2 separate regions of the Homo sapiens genome follow, and region 1 is linked to region 2. Evidence: chromatin loops called from intact Hi-C (ENCODE). Cell type or tissue: PC-9. All regions are shown on one strand. Each heading gives the region's core, and the rest is flanking DNA. Links, peaks and the distances in the headings are about the cores only. Region 1 overlaps RAPGEF4 (Rap guanine nucleotide exchange factor 4). Region 2 overlaps RAPGEF4 (Rap guanine nucleotide exchange factor 4).

What was found. Peaks named below come from ENCODE experiments on the same cell type or tissue, not always from the same donor. Only the 100,000 strongest peaks of a DNase experiment are listed, where the experiment ranks them.
Region 1: a loop joins it to region 2, with 7 times the contacts of the local background. A loop is called at or near these places in 2 of 110 quality-filtered maps.

Annotation. Positions count from the first base shown.
Region 1 is chr2:172,948,608-172,958,511 of GRCh38, reverse strand. The region is part of intron 6 of RAPGEF4 (Rap guanine nucleotide exchange factor 4); the gene reads right to left. Among named protein-coding and RNA genes, the nearest start is that of MAP3K20, 120 kb to the left of the region's middle. In PC-9, for the core only: no CTCF peak of the experiment used is centred there; DNase peaks (open chromatin) are centred at 3,871, 4,221 and 4,881; H3K4me3 peaks cover 1,714 bases; H3K27ac peaks cover 2,372 bases.
Region 2 is chr2:172,831,263-172,841,166 of GRCh38, reverse strand. The region is part of intron 4 of RAPGEF4 (Rap guanine nucleotide exchange factor 4); the gene reads right to left. Among named protein-coding and RNA genes, the nearest start is that of RAPGEF4-AS1, 100 kb to the right of the region's middle. In PC-9, for the core only: no CTCF peak of the experiment used is centred there; DNase peaks (open chromatin) are centred at 1,506 and 4,586; H3K27ac peaks cover 2,871 bases.

The sequences.
Region 1 (9,904 bases), core at 590-8,589, 120 kb before region 2:
TGCACCTAACACCTCAAAGAAGACAAGAATTCTTTGATAGTATATCACCCAGAGAAGTGTTCAAACACGTGAGACCATCATACACTGGGACCCTGAAAACGTGCAGTTAAAACACGCTACATATTTCTAAGTTGTGAGTTCCCAGGTTCTTAAGCCTCTCACCTCTTTTCATTACACAGGTTGGTTTACAGTCTAGGACTGCACCTGACTGTATCAAATTGTAAAGACCTCTGGTTTCTTGAAAATAATAGTAGAAATCCATTTCTTCTTCTTGTCTTAGAGTAAAGAGGTACAGATAGGTGTGGTCTAGAGTAGATGGGTATGGGATTTGTTTCTGAGCTCAACTTTTCTTTCCAATGAAAAACCTACTTTCCTTTGCAGTGATCTTTGAGAGGCTGCCAGAACCAAGGTCAAGAAGATGCCCATGCTTCTGGACTGGTGATAAGTGTTTATTCTTTGGTAGGTGCAATGAAACATTATTTGAAGATTGCATGTTTTAATTTGTTTCTAAAGCAATGGCTATATTTTAACAAAATGCTAACAAGTGGTCTCTAGGCTACTTTATTTTGTTGGACAGCTCCCTTTCTGGTTCCTTGGAACCCTGAAAAGAAAGTGTTACTAAAGCAAAGAAGTATCAAGCTTCAACCAGAACTTTTTCTTTGATTTGCAACTTCTAAAGAGGTAAATGTACACAAGGTTGTCTTTTAGCTAGTAATCCTAGTACCAGTTCCAGGACCAAGAGGGTATTTCATCTGTTGAAAGGCAGAATCCTCAGATCCTTCTCCGGCTCAAAGATTTTAGGTTTAGGGGCAACATGATGAATGAAGGATGCCTTGAGGAGGGGATGGTCCCTTTATTTAAATAAAATCTCCAAGGAACACATGCAGGGGAAAGCAGGGAAGGTTTTATTTTGAGGGAATAGGAATTTGTCTTTGAAAGGGACACTGTATTCAGTTAGGCAATATACCACATCCTCAGAACTATGTTGGTACTTAGAAGCCAAATGCTCTGAGACAGGGCAAGCCTGACAGGCAGGCCACATCCCTGGAAATAGTCACTGGCCAATGCCTGTTCAGAGACCCCTGCATTACAAGTGTAACTTTATTGCCTTTGTGTCAGATTATTTACTTCCTTTTTGGTTTCCCTTGGTTTTCAAGTAAAGTTTCTTTTGAGAATTTTACCTTAGCTGCACTGTAGAAAAATAAGAGAAAGAATGTCATTTTAAGAATTCTTAGGTTAAACAGGAGAAGGAAAGACAAAAGCATGGTGACATTTGTGAGAAACAAAGAAAGCAAGCCAGCTCTAGAGGCAGGTTTATACATGCTGTGCACACATGCTCCTTTACATGTATCTCCTTGCTATATTCTGACTCCCATTGTTTATGGAGACAGCTAAGACCAGAGACACCTAGGGACTTGCCTGTGCTCACACAGCCAATAACTGGAATTGCTTAGAGTAGACTCCAGGTCTATTTCACTCCAGTGTCTCCACTGCAGGTACAATGACCCCATCCACCTGCAGTTTTCTTCTAGAGACATCTTGGCCCACCCTTTGGAAGAGTCTGTGTTCTGTTTGATTCAAGTTATTGAGAAAATTGCATCCAAGCTCTTCTAGGTCATCAGGTATCAGACTTGATCTGATGAATTTCCAGCAATAAATATTCACAGTGACCTACTGAGATTACATATGAGCACCCTGCATCATGCTTGGTCTGAATTAACTTTTTAAAAAGCAACTTTGTGGGCCAGGCGCAGTGGCTCACGCCTGTAATCCCGGCACTTTGGGAGGCTGAGGCGGGCAGATCACGAGGTCAGGAGATCGAGACCAACCTGGGTAACACGGTGAAACCCCGTCTCTACTAAAAATACAAAAAAATTAGCCGGGCGTGGTGGCGGGCACCTGTAGTCCCAGCTACTTGGGAGGCTGAGGCAGGAGAATGGCGTGAACCCGGGAGGCGGAGGTTGCAGTGAGCTGAGATCGTGCCACTGCACTCCAGCCTGGGCGACAGAGTGAGATTCCATCTCAAAAAAAAAAAAAAAGAAAAAGAAACTTTGTAACAATAAAACAACATTTAGCATTGAGGAACTGTCCTATCAGGGCTAAGACAAATATACCAGGGAGAGGAGTAGCAGTCCAGTGCAGCCAGGAGATGGAAACCATTCATTGTATTTACCACAAGGGAATTTAATGCGGGAAGTGTTGCACCAGGGGAGGAAAATTTCAGAAGCCAAATAGATCACTGTGAGAGGTAGTCCCAATATTGGCAAAGCAGGAGGCCCTCAAGCAAAGGGACAGAGGGAGAAGGAAGCATGACCAGGGCCTGAGCCAGGTGTCCTGCTGGGAGCTGGAACCCTGGAGGGTGTCCCAGAACCCTAGAGGTATGGCCACTACTAGAGATGCCTCGGGGCCACTGCTGAGAGGGAGGCAAGAGCTTCCCGCATCCGATCTCTCTCCAGCCAGAAGTCAGAGAAACATGGAAAAGAATTTCATTTTATAAATGATTAGGTTAAATGGAAGAGGGAAAGAAGCAGCACTGCAGTATCCGTGAGAGTCAAAGAAAGAAAACCAGCCCAAAGGCAGAACCAAAGGGCAAAGAGTTGATCCGAGAGCAGCAGCCCCAGGACCCATACAGAAGATGTCGCAGTGGCCACAGGGCTGGGCAGGGCTGCCACAGCTGCCACCCAGCCCTCTCACTCGCTCCCTACACCATATCCTCCCGGATACTCTTCCTGCTGAGCGCTAGGCTAGGCAGGAGGACAGCGGGACGGCACAGAGTAGGGGCTGCATTTGGCCTGCTCGGTTTGCTTCCTAGAGCCCCATGTTTGGCCCTATAGCCAGAAAACACGTATCACAAATGAGCCCCGAAAGGCATGGACCCCTCTCCAATGAAATTTTCTAGATTTTGACACATCAATCATGTGTTGATAAAAATTCTTCCTCCCTACCTGAGCATGAAAGAATCCAAATGGGGCTGTGACAATGTGATCCTAAAACCGCGAGGCAGGGGGGACAGATAAAGGCAGAGGCATTCAGCTTTCTTTCTGCTTTTCTTGGCTTTCTCCACGAAAGACTTCCCTCAGGACTGACTGTAATTGATTTTTGTTTGTTTCTGGAAAGGGGATGCTCTTTCTACTGCCTTGTATTATGTTCATATTACTACTGAAAAGGAGAAACAGAGACGGAAAATATTCCTTTTGGCACCAGAGCCAATACATAAATACTAATCAGGTGAATGAAAAATATGAATTTAGCCTCCATTACAAGATGCACAATAACTCCCCAGTAGATTATAATGAGGTATAAGGCACTGTAATAGGCCTCACGAAAGACCATATTCAGACCCTTTTGAAAGGGGGTAATTCTTTTTCCTCAAGTGCTTGCTCAAAGAAGCCTTTTGCAAAGCACAGCATTTTAAACCAAGAGACAAGAATGACAAGCAAGATTGGGACACAACTCCTGCCAAACCAGTGCGGTAAAAAGCCAGGCAAGTCCACATCCAATCTGATTCAAGGATTTAATGAAGGTCTGTTGTGTGCAGAGCAGTGTGCGAGGCTAAAGAAGGAGACTCTGATAAGGTACCTGGCCAAAATGGGCTCTTGGTCTTGTTGAAAAAGCCAAACTTCTACGGGTTAAACAATTACAAGATAATATGAATCTAATAAATGCTGCAACATTTTGGATTTCAAATCCCCCTTTTCTTATTTCAGCTGAGGACATTTCTAGGAGGTAGAGAGCAGTATTCAGTTTTTTAGTGAAAATGATATACTTTTAGGAGCTATATTCCCTTGCTTTGGCATTTTGGAATAATATAACTAAGATCTTTGAAATGTATGTCTCATTCTTGTAATAGTTATCATCAATGTCATCACTCTTTGGGGCCGCCCAGATGAAATTAAAATAAGGACTAAGTCAGACTCATAGGCAGATTTCACTACTCTGAATTAACTCTGTAAGTTTTTCCATTTGTGAAATAATGGAAAAATCATCTAGAGACTTCTTCGGCTTCCATTTGAAGGCTTCTTTTTCCTCCCCAAGTCTTTTCCCCTAAGTTCAAAATTGGCTTAGAGATTTCCAGTTTCAGCTTTTCTCTTGTAAAGAGCTTGAAAGTTGTCGCTTATGGCCAAGAAAAAAGTGAAAATAATGAGTGCTCTTGGGCTCCTCAGAGAATTGAGGTTGCAAAGCAAACTGCCACCCAGAAATCTGGAGAGACAGGAAAATCCAGAGTCCTGATTGAGAGATTCGCTCACCTGGAAACCACAAACTGGTAAGAATACTTAGATGGTAGTTCTGATTAATTGCTGGAGGCTGAATGCAGATTAGCTTGACAGTGAGAAACTCCTGGGGATGGGGCGTTTTCAGCTGGGCACCCACACTATGTGAGTTTTACCTACTTCAACCCCACCAGTTTTACCTACTTCAGCTCCTCATGAAGAGCCAAAAAAGGGTCTCCTTGTGGCTCTGGCAAGGAGAAGGAAAGCATCATCATTGTGAAATACACCCAGAGCATTCACCATAATAAAGGCAGACTCTCTAGGGAAAAGACTTTAGGAGTGTCTTATCTCATGGGGTAAGGTTCTCTGACTGTAGCCACTCTAGCCCACCAGTCGTCTCCTGAAGGGAAAAATTTGTCTTGACCAGTCAAAAGAATAAATGTCTTCTTTCTCTCTCCCTCATACACTAGTAGCAGAGAAGTGCAAGTAAAGACAGGTGGGATGGGAGACACAGATCTCACCCTCACACCCCCACCCCACCGAATGCTGGGACCACCAGTCCAGGCTCCTCAGGGATTCAGCTCCAACAAGAGCTGAACATTTAAAACATGTACATGACTAATCTTTAATAGCTGAAATAACATTTTAAGGGCCCAAAGTGACAAAACATTTATGGATTAAGACTGAGGTGTTTTTATGGTTGCTAAGTACCAGAGAGAACACAGTTAATAGTGGTCAGTGGGGGAAGGGGATTATTTCATGTGTATATTTCACTGAGTTGAAATATACTCTCTCTCTGTCTGTCTCTCTCTAGAGAGTTATTTGGTTGGTTTTACATATATTATAACAAATAACTGAGACTATATATTACATATATAAATATATAACAGTTATTTTTTATATTTATTATATAACATATTTATATATAATTCTCTCTATACATATATAGAGATCATGAGATATCTATATATAGAGATATATATAGAGAACTATTATATATATAGAATTATATAGAGAGAACTATTACATATAAAATAAATAATAGATATAATATATAATAGATATAAAAGATTGTATATTATATAAATGTAAAATATCTATAATAGATAGCTATTATATATATATTTTTTAAGTGGCTCATAAATCAGGGGCACTGAAGACTACAGTGTGGTCTCAGGCTGCAGTCTGACTATTTGTATCTGACAGTAAGAAGAGACTGAAGAATACAGAAGACTGCATGGTGAGTCTGTAAAACCGGACGAAGGAAGCGCTTCCAGGAAACAGGCTGCCTGGACCCCCCCTGTCAACTGTTCTGGAGTACTGCTCTTAGCAGGTGCTAGCAAATGGTTCAAGTTTCTCCGCAACATACCCTAACACAGTGCTGCAAGATGGCATGTTTTTAGAATGATTCTGTCAAACCCTAACTTACAATGTAAGATTGTTTCTGAATTCTTCTAGTGGAGAGAGGCAGCTTCAATTAGATAGTAATCTTTCTTTTAACATACAGGATCTTCTGAGTGTTTGCTTTCTAGGAGGTATATCTATATCTGTTAGACACTTCTAAGTCAGATATTTAGAGGCAAAAAATAAAATGGTAACTTTAGAGAGGTCCCTGTTCTTACCAGTAAGAATGGTTCTCTTTTAGATCTTACAAAGTAGTTCATTTTTTCCTTACAAATTGGCTTGATCGAGCCTAGATTTTCTTATAATGGCAATACCAACATATTACTATGAAATCTGCATTTGAGTAGTAGAAGCTAAGAGATGTACACAAGCCAACCATAATATTCCACAGAAGCCACTGCCCATTACGGTGTGTCTCCCCTTACAACTGTGACTTCTATGGAAACATAAACTCTGAAAAAGAGTCTTCAACCACTGTTCCCTCCTCCTTTTACAAATCTAAGCCTTGGCCTCATCATTCACCCTTGTTTCCAATACGAGAAATTCTGACAACAAAGTCCAAACCTGGGAATAGTGTGTTGAGTGCTTTTTGGAAATAAAACAAATGTTAAGATTTTGAAGACATGGTTCAATTCTTACAACTTTCATGGACTGGCACTTATTACAAAAGGGCTGGAACACTATGACATTTCCCTTTATAATCTCTAATTTAAAAAAAAATAGCCTGGTGTGGTGGCACATGCCTGCAGTCCTAGCTACTTGAGAGACTGAAGCAGGAGGATCACTTGAGCCCAGTAGTTTGAGGTTGCAGTGAGCTATGATTGTGTAAATTACCATGCCTGGCAGGAATTTTCATTTAAATTAAAAATTTTAAATTCTGTTCCTAAATTTCATTAGCTACATTTCAAGTGCTCCATAGCCACTTGTGCCTTATCCAAGCCTTGGTTATCCCTTGTCTAGAGATCATGATCCTGTCCTAGAAGGTGTGTATGCTTCCATCCCCTGCCATCCCTGCCCCAACATCATCAACCCCATAGCCGCATGATCCTATAAAAACATAGATCAGATCATGTTGCCCCAAATCCTCCAATGGCTTCTCTTCCCACTCCCAGTGAAAGCCAAACTCTATAGTTTACAGTGTAACTGTCTGGCTCCTTGCAACCTCTGATCTTATCTCTGCTCTCTAGCCCTCTGCTCAGGCCACACCCTCTCTTCCTTTTGCCTGGATGCACTCTTCCCAGACAGCCCCATGGCTCACACCCTCACTTCTTTCAGGTCTCTGCTCAAACACACCTTCTTGGAGAGGCCTGCTCTGTCCATTCTATAGGATATCGTATCCCTGCCCCATATCTGGCACTCTTTACCCCTCTCGCTATAGCATTTATCACACTGGATATTCATGTTCGTTTCTTACCTGTTTACTGTACTGAAATGTTAGCTGCATGAAGACAAGAACCTTGTTTTGCTCACTGTTCTACCCCAGCTCTTGGCATACAGAACTACTCAAGGATTTATTGAATGAATGGAAGAATTTCTTCATTGATTCATTTATTCTAGCTGACTTCATTGTAGGTGCCCAAAGAGAAAACTGAGAGTAACTTATGTGTTCAGGTATATGAAGGGATGTTGGGAGCAAACTGATTGGGTGTTTCCACTGCACTGTGGTGTGAAGAATCAGATTCAATGAGTTGCAATTGAGTAGAAACTTACTGACAGAGAGGAATACTAAGTAATTCCCCTCTTCCTAGTCCTTTGTTTTTTTAAACGGACTGGGTTTTGTGTCTGATAAAATGATGCACAAAATCAGTGCTTTGCAAATTTTAATGACTGCATGAAGCCCATGGGGATCTCATTAAAATGCAGATTTTGGTTATGTTGGTCTGAGATGTTACCTAAGATTCTTCATTTCTGCCAAGTGATGTTGATGCTGCTGGTGTGGGAACCACACTTTGAGCATCAAAGAATTGGATGAGTATCAGTAGAACCCTATGGATCCATAACTTCATAATCCTTACTAACATGTGAGCATTTCTAAAGATTGGATCTAGTCAATATAATCATAAGGTCATCATTCTAACAACATTTATGTTATCTAAATAAGCCAATATGTTTTCCAGTTAAAGGAATTATTGTGCAATCACAATTGTCCTTATTTTTGGAATACTCAAGTACCTTACAGGAAAATCAAATACTTATAATTTATTAAAGAAAATGCATTTGGCCTTTAGGAGTATTTGAGTAATATACTTAATATTCACAAATAACACACTTCAAACTTTCTAAATTACAAATAAACTATCTCAACCAAATTCATTATATAAACATTTCATAAGAATAGATAAAAACACAAGAATACATAAAAACACAACATAATCCTTACATTACCCTCCTAAGAGAATCAGGAAAAAAACACACTCCATTTTTATGAAATTTAATAATAATTTATGAAATTAGTATTGGAAAATGTTTACATGTGAATTTAAATCTCAATAGCGTGATTTCAGTATTTGCTGAATGGATCAATCCTTATCCTTATTCTAACTACTTGAGGCAGAACAGGGTCACCTTGGCCAAGCCCCACGGCCCCCGCCACTGGGTACCACTGAGACTCCCAAAGTGCACACATTGGACCCCAGAAACCCAGCCCCTCCCCTACCGCCCTCATCAAGGAATTGGATTCTGTAAAGGATGGCAGAGTTTGGGTCACAAGCTTGGGCTTTAATTGTGTTCAGGAAGGCCAGATTTCTAAAGTTTGAAAAATCCCAATCAAAGTTAGCATTCTCTCCCCACCAGAAAAGCAGAAGAAATGTCTACTAACCTGGGATGTTAAAACCTAAGTATAGAGAACAAATTTATAAATATTACAAGCATGCATATTTACAGTGTATAACATCTAACAAGATTACAGCTATCTCAGATACCCTGATAGAAAGGCAAGTTTCCATTTCTCAAAACTTTGGAAGTATTTTCTCAAGCCCATTGGGCATACAGTAGATACATCCTTAAAACTATGTCACAGTAACAAACTTACAATAACACCCTATAAATAATAACATATAATGATTTACCATGTTATGTAATTCTAGTTTGAATAAAAATACCTGTGCAAACATCAGTTTATTTCATGGACATTTGAGAATGTCATCTGTTGTGCTCATCTGATTTGTCAGAGTTCAAAGGACACTATTCTGGTAAATGATACTAAGTTAATTATAATCCTAGGTTTGGGTTACAAGATGTTTAAAAATGAGATTGGCTCAATTAGAGACACACCTACTGAAACAATCTGAGAAGCTATAGAAACTGCTTTAAAAAATATAGCACACTACAGGTGACTTTTCTCATCCTTGGTCTTTGAAGATTCATAATCAATGCATCAGATGAAACAACTGAAAGGGAGATTATTGATCGGGTTAGGGTATTCCTGATTTTCTTGATTTTGAGGGATCTATGGGATATATTTCCGCCAGACACCAGTCATATCCTGAGTGCACCCTCAGGACCTTTCTGCATTTCCTGAATCTCCATTACAGTAAATATTTCATTGCTTATACCACAGTTATTGATATATCTGTTTCTCCAAGTACTACATGAAGTCCTTAAAAAATTGTGTCTTTGTTATCTCAGAATCCCTGCGGTGCTTTGTGCATACAGATTGTTCATTAAATATTTATTTGATTAATATGTAGAGAAATCTCTGAGGAGTTTTTAGCTGGAAGTGGCATGAAAAGAATTTTTCCTCTTTTCATTTCTGAAATTCCAGTTTTGCTCTTCATGGTTAGATATGAAAAGGCTAAGTTTACTGGATGTTGGAAATTAATTTGTGAACTATTTTACTTTTGCTTTTTCCTGCCTAGGAATAACATTTCCCTTCAGTTCAAATCTGCACTAAGGTATTTTAGGTTGGACAGAAGATATATTAATTTCTTTCTTTTTAAAAACTTTTAAGTTCAGGGGTACATATGCAGGTTTGTTATATAGGTAAACTTGTGTCATGGGAGTTTGTTGTACAGAGGATTTAATCACCCAAGTATTAAGCCCAGTACCCATTAGTTATTGTTCCTGATCGTCTCCCTCCTCCTACCCTCTACCCTACAATAGGCCCCAGTGTGTGTTGTGCCTCTCTGTGGGTCCATGTATTCTCATCATTTAGCTTCCACTTAAAGTGAGAGCATGCAGTATTTGGTTTTCTGTTCCTGCATTAGTTTGCTAAGGATGATGGCCTCCAGCTCCAACCATGTTCCTGCAAAAGACAGGATCTCATTCTTTTTTATGGCTGCATAGTATTC
Region 2 (9,904 bases), core at 754-8,753:
CCAAACACCTTCCACAGGCCCCACCTCCAACAGTGAGATCAAATTCCAACATGAGACTTTGTGGAGCCCAACAAACTATATCCAAACCATAGCATGCATTTTTCTGGGGAGAGGGTCTATCACTTTCATCAGGATCTCAAAATAGTTTTGGACACTGTTAATTCAAGGCTTTCCCTTATCACATTAGCTTTTAAGCCCCATTCAGACATAGTGCTATGGCGTCAGCCCTGGGCCAGTAAGAGGAAAACCAAGGCTGGTCCTGGCTCTGCCAATGCCCAGCATGGTGGCCTTAGGGAAACAGTTGAAAGCTCTCTGGACCTGTTTCTGCTCTTCAGTTCATAGGCAATGAGTGATCTCTAAGACCCCTAGAGCTAACAAGACATCCCAAGACAATTTCCCTGAAAAAGGACCTGCTAAGGAAGAAGAGGGCAGCTTCACTTGATGCTTTTGGATTCTTTCCTACAAAAGAAGTATAATATTCACCTTAAATAAATCCATATCTAACTGCTAACAATTACTACCTTAATAAATATTAACTGGGTGCTCACGATGTGACAGTCAGCAGTGATGAACTTTTCATGCAGTCGCCTAAGACTTGGCTGTTACTGAGTAGCTCGCCCCAACACTGCAAATAACTCTAGCAGGTAAAGTAGACAGTAAAAGTATCAACAACTAAGAGAATGGCACAGAGGACCAAAGAACAAGTGGTTGATCACCCAATGGGTAGAATAGGCGTTGTGCAGATGTTGAAGTGGAAACATAGTACTCTGCTATGATAACCAGGTTGATCTGGCTAATCTGTCCTGTTGGGTCAGGGCTCACTCCTTCTTCGCCTTCCAGAATTGCATGATCAGTTAAGAGAACAGTTTTCCTTCCTGGAGGAAAATGTTTCTTTAAAGATTTGGAAGTAGCTGCACTCTGGCTCAGAACCTCTAAACCAGCTCTGACAGGAATAGAGAGCCATAAACAAACAAAAAGCTAGCGAACACAGATCCTTAATGGAAGAGAAGCCATATAATGAATAATTTGGACCCAGGGATGCTCTGACCATAATTCGTCACATGCTCAAAGGTTTCAATGGAGGAAGTAAGATTTTATAAAAGCTTTGAATTAGAGATGAAACACAAGACAAAGTACTAAAGAGAAAGAGGCTTTTAGCACTTAAGAGAACAGAAAATATGATATTGATCATTTCACTTCTTGACCCATACATGTTCCTCTTAATGTTAGCAACTTTTATATTGATACTCTGCCTTTCATATGCATATGACTTACCTCTTGAATTAGTACCTCCGTACGCCCAATGCCCAGGAATTTTTTTGTATCTCCTTTGTGTAATGATGTGCCACTACTAAATACTCAGTAAATATACTATGAATGAATAAAGGTAGCTTCTCCCTAAAGCTTAAGATGATGATAAAGCTGTCAGAGGTATGTAAACCAGAACAACTCCATCTTAAATAGGAACTGGGTAAAAGGAGGCTGAAACCTACCGGGCTGCATTCCCAGATGCTTAAGGCATTCTAACTCATAGGATGAGATAGGAGGTCAGCACAGAATACAGGTCATAAAGGCCTTGTTGATAAAACAGGTTGCAGTTAAGGAGCTGGCCAAAACCCACCAATACCAAATAATGAAGAGACTGACCTCTGGGCATCCTCACTGTTACACTCCCACCAGCGCCATGACAGTATACAAATGCCATAGCAATGTCAGGAAGTTACCCCATATGGCCTAAAAAGGGAAGGCATGAATAATCCACCCCTTCTTTAGTATATCATTAAGAAATAACCATAAATATGGGCAAACAGCAGCCCTCAGGGCTGCTCTGTCTACGGACTAGCCATTCTTTTATTCCTTTACTTTCTTAATAACATTGTTTTCACTTTGCACTGCAGACTCGCCCTGAATTCTTTCTTGTGTGAGATCCAAGAACCCTCTCTTGGCGTTCTTGGACCCCCGTTCCTACAGGACCCCTTTCCTGTAACAAAGCCAATGACCTGGCTTTATAAGGAAGCTGAACACTTTCTTCTAACTCACCATAATTAATATTCACGATGTATTTATTTCATTAAAAGTAAAAATATAAATGGAGGTCCTGAGTGTGTTGCTGATCTTTTAGGGGAGGGGTCATGGAGACCTACACCAGAAGAAAGCTGTTCCCTGTTTGGTGATGGGGATCAAAGGATGCATGGGAAGAAGAACTTGCTTATTGCCCAAACTTAGAAACTAGCTAAATTAATTTGTGCTTCTTAAGAAAAAAATAAGTGCAGTAAAGAACAACATATGGTTCAAATAAATAGGTTTTGGTTTTCTCTAACGCGTTTCATGCAAGTTTGCCTCCCATCCTCCCCTGTGACTGTGTTTGGTGTATCAAGTATATGTAAGATCACACTTCAGATAAATTTTCACATGTGTAAACTAAATTCCTAGAGAAGAGAAAATATTTGGGGTACACAATATCTTTAAATTTTACCAAAAACATTTATACAAAGTTTTCTGGAATCTCCTCCATACCAAGAGATCCTACAATAGTTTTTAAAACCCATATCTAGGTGATAAAAGAGATCTACAATTGAACTAATCACCAGCATGCTTAGAAAGCCTTTAAATTTATTTGAGATATTAACTTTCTACCGTGCATGAGATTTCCTCAAAGCTGCTTCTGGATCCTTTCCTTTTAGTCATAAATCAAATATCCAAAAGCTGGCTTATTTAATATTATCTTACTTCATTTTCTCTAAGTTAATCACTTTAGAACTAAACCTAATTGCAGGGATAACAAAGGCGGATTTCCCAGTGTGTTCTGGTGTGTGTGATCATGGTGGTATAATGGCCCATTACCATGACTCTGATCTTTCTATGAAGTGTACTGAAGTTAAAATGGGGAAGATATTTTTGAGGAGGATATTCTTTCACGTCATGATATCCACAGAGAAATAAACATGTTTCATTTTTTAGGATATCAAAGGGAAGACCCCCCAACAGGTCACTTCTTGTAGGAAATGATATGTAGCAATGTGAGAGACTAAAGTGAGAACAGTAGCCTTAGCCTTCTGGTACTCTTTTGCCTCAGCCTTCTGGTATTCTTCTGGTATTCTAAGAGGGTGCTCTTTTCCAAAGTATCTCTTGATTGTTCACCCCAGAGTCTCATAAGAAGCATGACCAACACAGTAGGCACTTCATGTTTGTTGGATTTAACTTAAGGTTGTAGATTTCCATTTTTTCCTAAGTGTTGGTGAGAATGGAATACTACACCATATTTGAGCTATTGTTCTCCAAGTGAATATAAGCATTTTTCTTGGCTGGGCAGAGTGGCTCACACCTGTGATCTCAGCACTTTGGGAGGCTAAGGTGGAAGGATCACTTGAGGATGGGAGTTTGAGACCAGCCTGAGCAACATAGTGAGATCCCATTACCACCAAAATAAATTTAGCCAGGCAAGGCGGTGCACACCTGTAGTCCCAGCTAATCAGGAGGCTGAGGTGGGATTGAACCCAGGAGTTCAAGACCACAGTGAGCTACAATTACCCCACTGCACTCCAGCCTGGGCAACAGAGTGAGATAATAGAAAAAGAATACCTTTCTATTATAACATACACTCCATTAAAGAAGGTTGAAACTGCATTTATTTGTTTATTTACTTGTTTATTGGTTTGTTTGGTTTGTTGGTTGGCTGGTTCGTCACTGATAATGCTTGATCATAGGATGGTAAGAGAGAAAAATGGTGTGGTACAAATCACAAGTTTTGAAGTCAGACAGAGCAAGTTTAAATCCTAACTCTTTCACTTTACTAGCCATACAACCCTGGGCAAGCTCCTTAATCTCTCCAAGTCTCCATTTTCTTACTTATAAAATGGGATAATCACCCCCACCGGCCAATGTTGTTAGGAGGATTAAATAAGACAATGTATATAAGATGGCTACTTAGCATAATGACAAGCCCATAGCAAGCATTAGTCATATAGCTATTTTTATGTTTATAATTGCCTCAAAAGCCCATAGTTAGGATTCAGCAAAATGTATACACACACACACCCAACATGGTTCTTGACATACACAGTAATAAATGGTAATGCTCATGTTCTGTAAGAACACAATTTAAAATGCAATATGAGCCATTCTCCTTACATACCTCAGGGAGCTTTCTCACATGACTGTGCTCCTGGCCACATTTCTATGTGCCATTATAGCACATACCTAGGTCTATCTCAGACATATATCAAACACTTCACAAATCTCTCACTCTGAATAAACTCTAACAATGTTTCTCAATTGCCAGAAATCACAAAAATAGAAATAATCATCAGAATTCAGATCTGCAATGAGAATTCTGGTAAACATGAGTACTTTGATGTGGCACTTTGGGTTGTTGAAAGCACTAAATGACTAGTGTTGAGGATGCTAGCCACGAGCTATTTCCAGCCCTCGTTGTATTTCCTGGCTTTACCTGGATGGGATGTGTGCTGAAAGCAGATTTGTTACACATGCCTTACAAATAATTATGGCCTGACTGGTCTCCTGTGTCACATCCTCAAGTCTCTTCTCATGACTCATCATTCAGCTGGAAAGCAGGAAGTGCTCCATTTGGGGGAGGAAGTCAAAAGGACGCCACACCTCAGGACAATACCCTTCTTACCTAAGCAGTGTTATTATTCTACCAGGCAACACCCAAACAGAGCGTGTTTAATCACATGGACAGAATGGGAGATCAGGGCTATGAGGTTGCTCTAGGATATCACAACTGAGACGTCACACACCACAGAGCTACAACGAAGTTGAGTTCTGGTGGTGCCAAAGGCATCACACCTTTAACCTCAAAGCACAGAGTCTTTGAGGCATTTGCTTCTTCTGGCATTTCTCCTGGAAATTGCCATAGACATGTGGAGGCAGAAGAGGGTGTGTTTTGCATGTATTTATGCAGGCATATGTGTCCATACATGAGAGATTTTTGGCATTCAAAGGAAGCTACCATGAAGATTTTGGCTGCCAAAATTGTTAGCTATTGTTTTTTCACTAATTTGCATCTAAAAAAATAAGCCTGAGATTATACCAAGATGTGACATCTTTTATGGAGTGGAAGGTATATTTCCATTTCAACAAGTTAGATTTACCTCACTTTTCACTTCTATTCAGAAAGTCTGGAGTAATTACAACTATCACCCTCATTCAAAGTCAGGAACAAAAAGCCAGAAAGAGATTGGAAGAATGATACTCAATCTCACCCTCTTTCCAGCCCTAGACCCACATTCTAATTTAGAAGCCTTAGAGGAATGGAATGCTCGCTAGTCTTAGTTCTTTCTGGATCTCAATCTTCCCTTGCCACTGAGAATTTGATTTCTGAATTGGAAATGTATACTGGTTAAGAGATTGTTGTTATTTGAAAATTGTATATTTTTTAGCAAGTCATAATCATATATTTAAGGTATGTATCAATAAGGATAAATAATTTTATTATCATAAGTATCAAGAACGTATTCTAATGATTTATATTCATAAAACATATTTAATATCAGGTTATATATTTCTAAAATTGTTATCATTTAATGAAATTCTTTCACTCAGTGTTTATTCATGTGCTAGGCATGCCACCACCACACAAGCTATATTTTATTATCTCACTTTACAGGTGAGAAAACTGAGGTACAAACTTCTGGTCCAGTATCACACTGCCAAAAAGCAGTAAAACCTCATTTTGATACCATGCCCATGTGCTTTCCACTGTAGAAACTGTCTCTTCTATTTATTAATGAGCATGCATATTGTTGGATATGTTTGCAGCTTGGTCAACAGTTTAGAAATAATGTTTTATAAAGATTTAAATCACTAACAACACACCAGTAATCCAATAGCCACTTATACACATCCTTTAATTGATCTGAACACAATTAGCAACTGCATATCTGTCCTCTAAGACACCAAAATGAATGTGGCATCTGTTTCACATATCAAAGCTGCTAGGTGACACCACTATGAGCACTCACAACTCACTTCTTCACGGTCTATTTACTCTTGCTTAGACGCATATCATTTCCCAACCTTTAGCAGAGAAAAGGCACCAGGAGCAGAGGAAAGAGAGCAGTTTGATCTCAGTGAGAAGGGACGGCTGGCAACTTAGAGCAACTCTGTAACGTACTGGTGTCAGCTAGTGGGGGGCAAAAACTCCTACATAGCTCAGAAGCCTCAGAGGGCGCCAGTCAACTGAAGTACGGAATAGGAGCATAAGCTGATAAGGATGACATTGCCATTATGCCACAGGAAAACAAAATGTAATATTTCACCTAAGAAAAAAATCAAAGAAAGAGAACAGAATTTAATAAAAAAATTCTTTCAAGACTATTTCGATGTTTAAAGGAGAAAGAATGTGTGTAGAAAAGAGATTTCCCTTTATTGAAACCCAATCTTTTGTAGAGGTTCTCATTTTTCAAAGTGGTTAAAAGTCATTTGTTTGGTTCAGATTTCTGATTTTTTCAGATTTTGGAATATTTGCAGAATGTTTACCCCTAATCTGAAAACCTGAAATCCCAAATGTTCCAATTAGAAGAAGAAGAAGAAGAAAAAAGCAGTTGCTTGGGATTTTATAAACAAATAAACAAATTTATTTACAATGGGATTATTTCTTGTTGAGAGAGGTTTCAGAGCATGCAGAAAAGTAGCTTTATCTTCCTGTTTACTAGCACCAGTCACCACAATTGTAGCATTATCTCCAAATCAAGTTTTATGAAGAGTAGTTCTCTTCCTCTGCCTTTATAATATGTACCCCATCTTGGACACTCCTTTCAATCTCTCTTCCCTGAGTTTTTTGAAGCTGCCTCTGCTATTTTCCACACATGATTATATCCCATTTTACTAGAACCACTGAAGGCCAATACATTGAGCACTGGGATGATAAGATTGAGGCACAAAAGTGGAATTACTTTGTTTTTGCATTCAGTGTTCTTTAGCTTCAACTCTACTAGAAACTCCAATTGAAAGTATCTGGTGTGTAAAGAGAAAGAGAGACCATGCAGCCAATGGCTAAGCCATTGATCCAGCCAAGAAAAACAGCACGTGATAGAATTTCAAAATGCCTTCTTCCTCTGAGTTTCCCCCAAATAGATAAGGATGAATAAGTGCTGGGAATTGCGTCTTGGAGCCAACAGATCCAAGAACTAACTAATTTGGAATTAGCTTCCTGAAGTAGCATCTCCCCAGTAGAAAAAGGATAAAAACATCAAACAGATAAATTAAAATAATTTCCAGGAGAAGCAGTAGACAATAAAATGATTTTTTAAAAGTTTTGCTTCAATAGTGATACTGTATGTCCTTAGGGATGTGTAACTGGGGCATAGTTCACAGGAAGAAATTACAGGGAAAAAAATTAATGAATGAAATGTCTTGAGGAAAAAACTCATAAAGGAAATGCTTCTTCAGTCCTAAGCGCCTAGTCACAAAATGTATCTGGAACAAAACCCTGGAAAAGATATTTTAATGCGTATGGCAAAAGGGGCACGTTTCTTTAATTTACAAAGTGTTCTTATAATCTCATAAACTGTAGATACAACCCAATAGAGTACTGAACAAAAGATGTGAACCAGCCATTCACAGACCAAAAACAGTACAACTGCCAAGAAATATTTAAAAGATGCGTGATTAGGGAAATACAAAGCGAAGTAATAAAAATTTTCAAAGTTTGAAATTACTCAGGTTAAAGAACTGAAAAAACAAGTATACTCCTACACTGTTGTGGAGAGTGAAAATTGCTTCAGACTTTCTAGAGTGTAACTAGAAAATATTTATCAAATTTTAAGTTTTGTATAACATCCATAAAATGCGTTCTTCCCCTTAGTTTCCCCCAAACAGATACTATGTAAATAGTTACCATATCATATTGTTTAGGGAATAATGACAAAAAAAAAAAAAAAAACCCAAACCTCTGTACATGTTCAGTGCCATACCTTTTTTGGATTTTTTTTTTTTTTCTGAGACGGAGTCTCGCTCTGTCGCCCAGGCTGGAGTGCAATGGCGTGATCTCGGCTCATTGCAACCTCCACCTCTCAGGTTCAAGTGATTTTCCTGCCTCAGCCTCCTGAGTAGCTGGGATTACAGGCGTGTGTTACCACTCCCAGCTAATTTTTGTGTTTTTAGTAAAGACAGCGTTTCGCCATGTTGGCCAGGCTAGTCTTGAACTCCTGACCTCAGGCGATCCGCCCACCTTGGCTGGGATCACAGGCGTGAGCCACCGCGCCCAACTGGCATATTTTTTTGAAATCTGGGGTTAGTTGAATCCATGGATGTGTAACCCATGGATACCAAGAGCCAATTCTATTAGCCAACCATTAGTCTGAAAATAATGACATTAAAGTAAAGGAAAGATAGGGCAACCTATACTTCTTTTTCCTTTTAGTCCTTCCTTACTGTGAGTAAGCTGAAGATAGTCAGTGTTGGTTAGAATGTGCATGCATCAAGAAGCAAAATGAAAACAGTTGAATCAGTTTTGTGCAAAGTTTCCACTGCCCTAGTAAGAATGAAATATATACACATGTCCGAGCTAGGAAGTTCAAATTATGTAGTTTGGGTCATTCTGCATGTAAGTTAAATGGTCTTATATTTGCATTTAAAACTGGTATTGCACCACAGATAAACAAATTTATGCTAATAATTTAAAATGTGGGTTTTTCTTTACTTAGAACATTAAATGGCAAAGAACAAAATGAGGAGTTGAGATAGAGAACACAGAAAAAGTTAATATTTTTTCCTCTGAGGAGAACAAGAGATCCCATATTTTTATTTCGCACTGGGCCCCACAAATTATGTAGTTAGCCTTGTCTGTACTGTTTGAACTTTGTATACATATGCCCTATTTTTGTATATTAAAAATAGGTTTCTTTTTACCTGCCCCACTCACTCCTTTACTTTATGAGCTTTATGCTACCTCTTACCTCAGACGATCATAGATCTGTTTATTAATTTCTAAAAAAAATTCAAAAACTGGTAAGATCCAGAGGGAACCGGCAACCAAAAGACAACAGGTGCCCAAATGAAGAAACACTTTTAATAAACAAAGGCAATATTTCACACTATTATTCCTGCTCTCCTTTCCTTCTGTGGGTAAACACTGTCCCTGATTTATAGCTCTGTAACCATAGTCAGCACAATGAAATTAAGCAAGAATAATATGCCAGATTAAAACACCCAAACCCAATTTTACGAACTCAATATATGGCAGCTGCACTGTCAATATAAATATTTATTCTCTCAAAGGACATGGATGCAAGGTCATCTACCCCACAAGGGATGCTTGCCTTGATGAGTGCACACATATCAACTCAGGAAATGTAGATCAGTAGAGGTAATTTACAGGGATAACGTCTTCGAAAATTAGTAGAAAAAGAATTTCTCTTGTGGCATTTACTAGCATGGTACCAATTTGATATCCCATAGTCTTAATAGAGACTAACATCTCTATTAAAATTGAAGGAGGTAACCTCTTTTGCTTTTAATATTATTAACCATATGCATTACTTCAAATTTCCAACAAATGTATTAGTTCTTAATAACTAAAAATTCAATATGATTATACTGCAATGATTCTTACATACTTAAAGTTTTCTATCTGGGCCAGGCACGGTGGCTCACGCCTGTAATTCCAACACTTTGGGCAGCTGAGGTGGGTGGATCACCTGAGATCAGGGGTTCGAGACCAACCTGGCCAACATGGTGAAACTCCATCTCTACTAAACATACAAAAATTAGCCGGGCATGGTGGCAGGCACCTGTAATCCCAGCTACTCAGGAGGCTGAGGCGGGAGAATTGCTTGAACCCGGGAGGCAAAGGTTGCAGTGAGCCAAGATTGCGCCACTGCACTCCAGATTGGGCAACAAGAGCAAAACTCTGTCTCAAAAAAAAAAAAAAAAAAAGTTT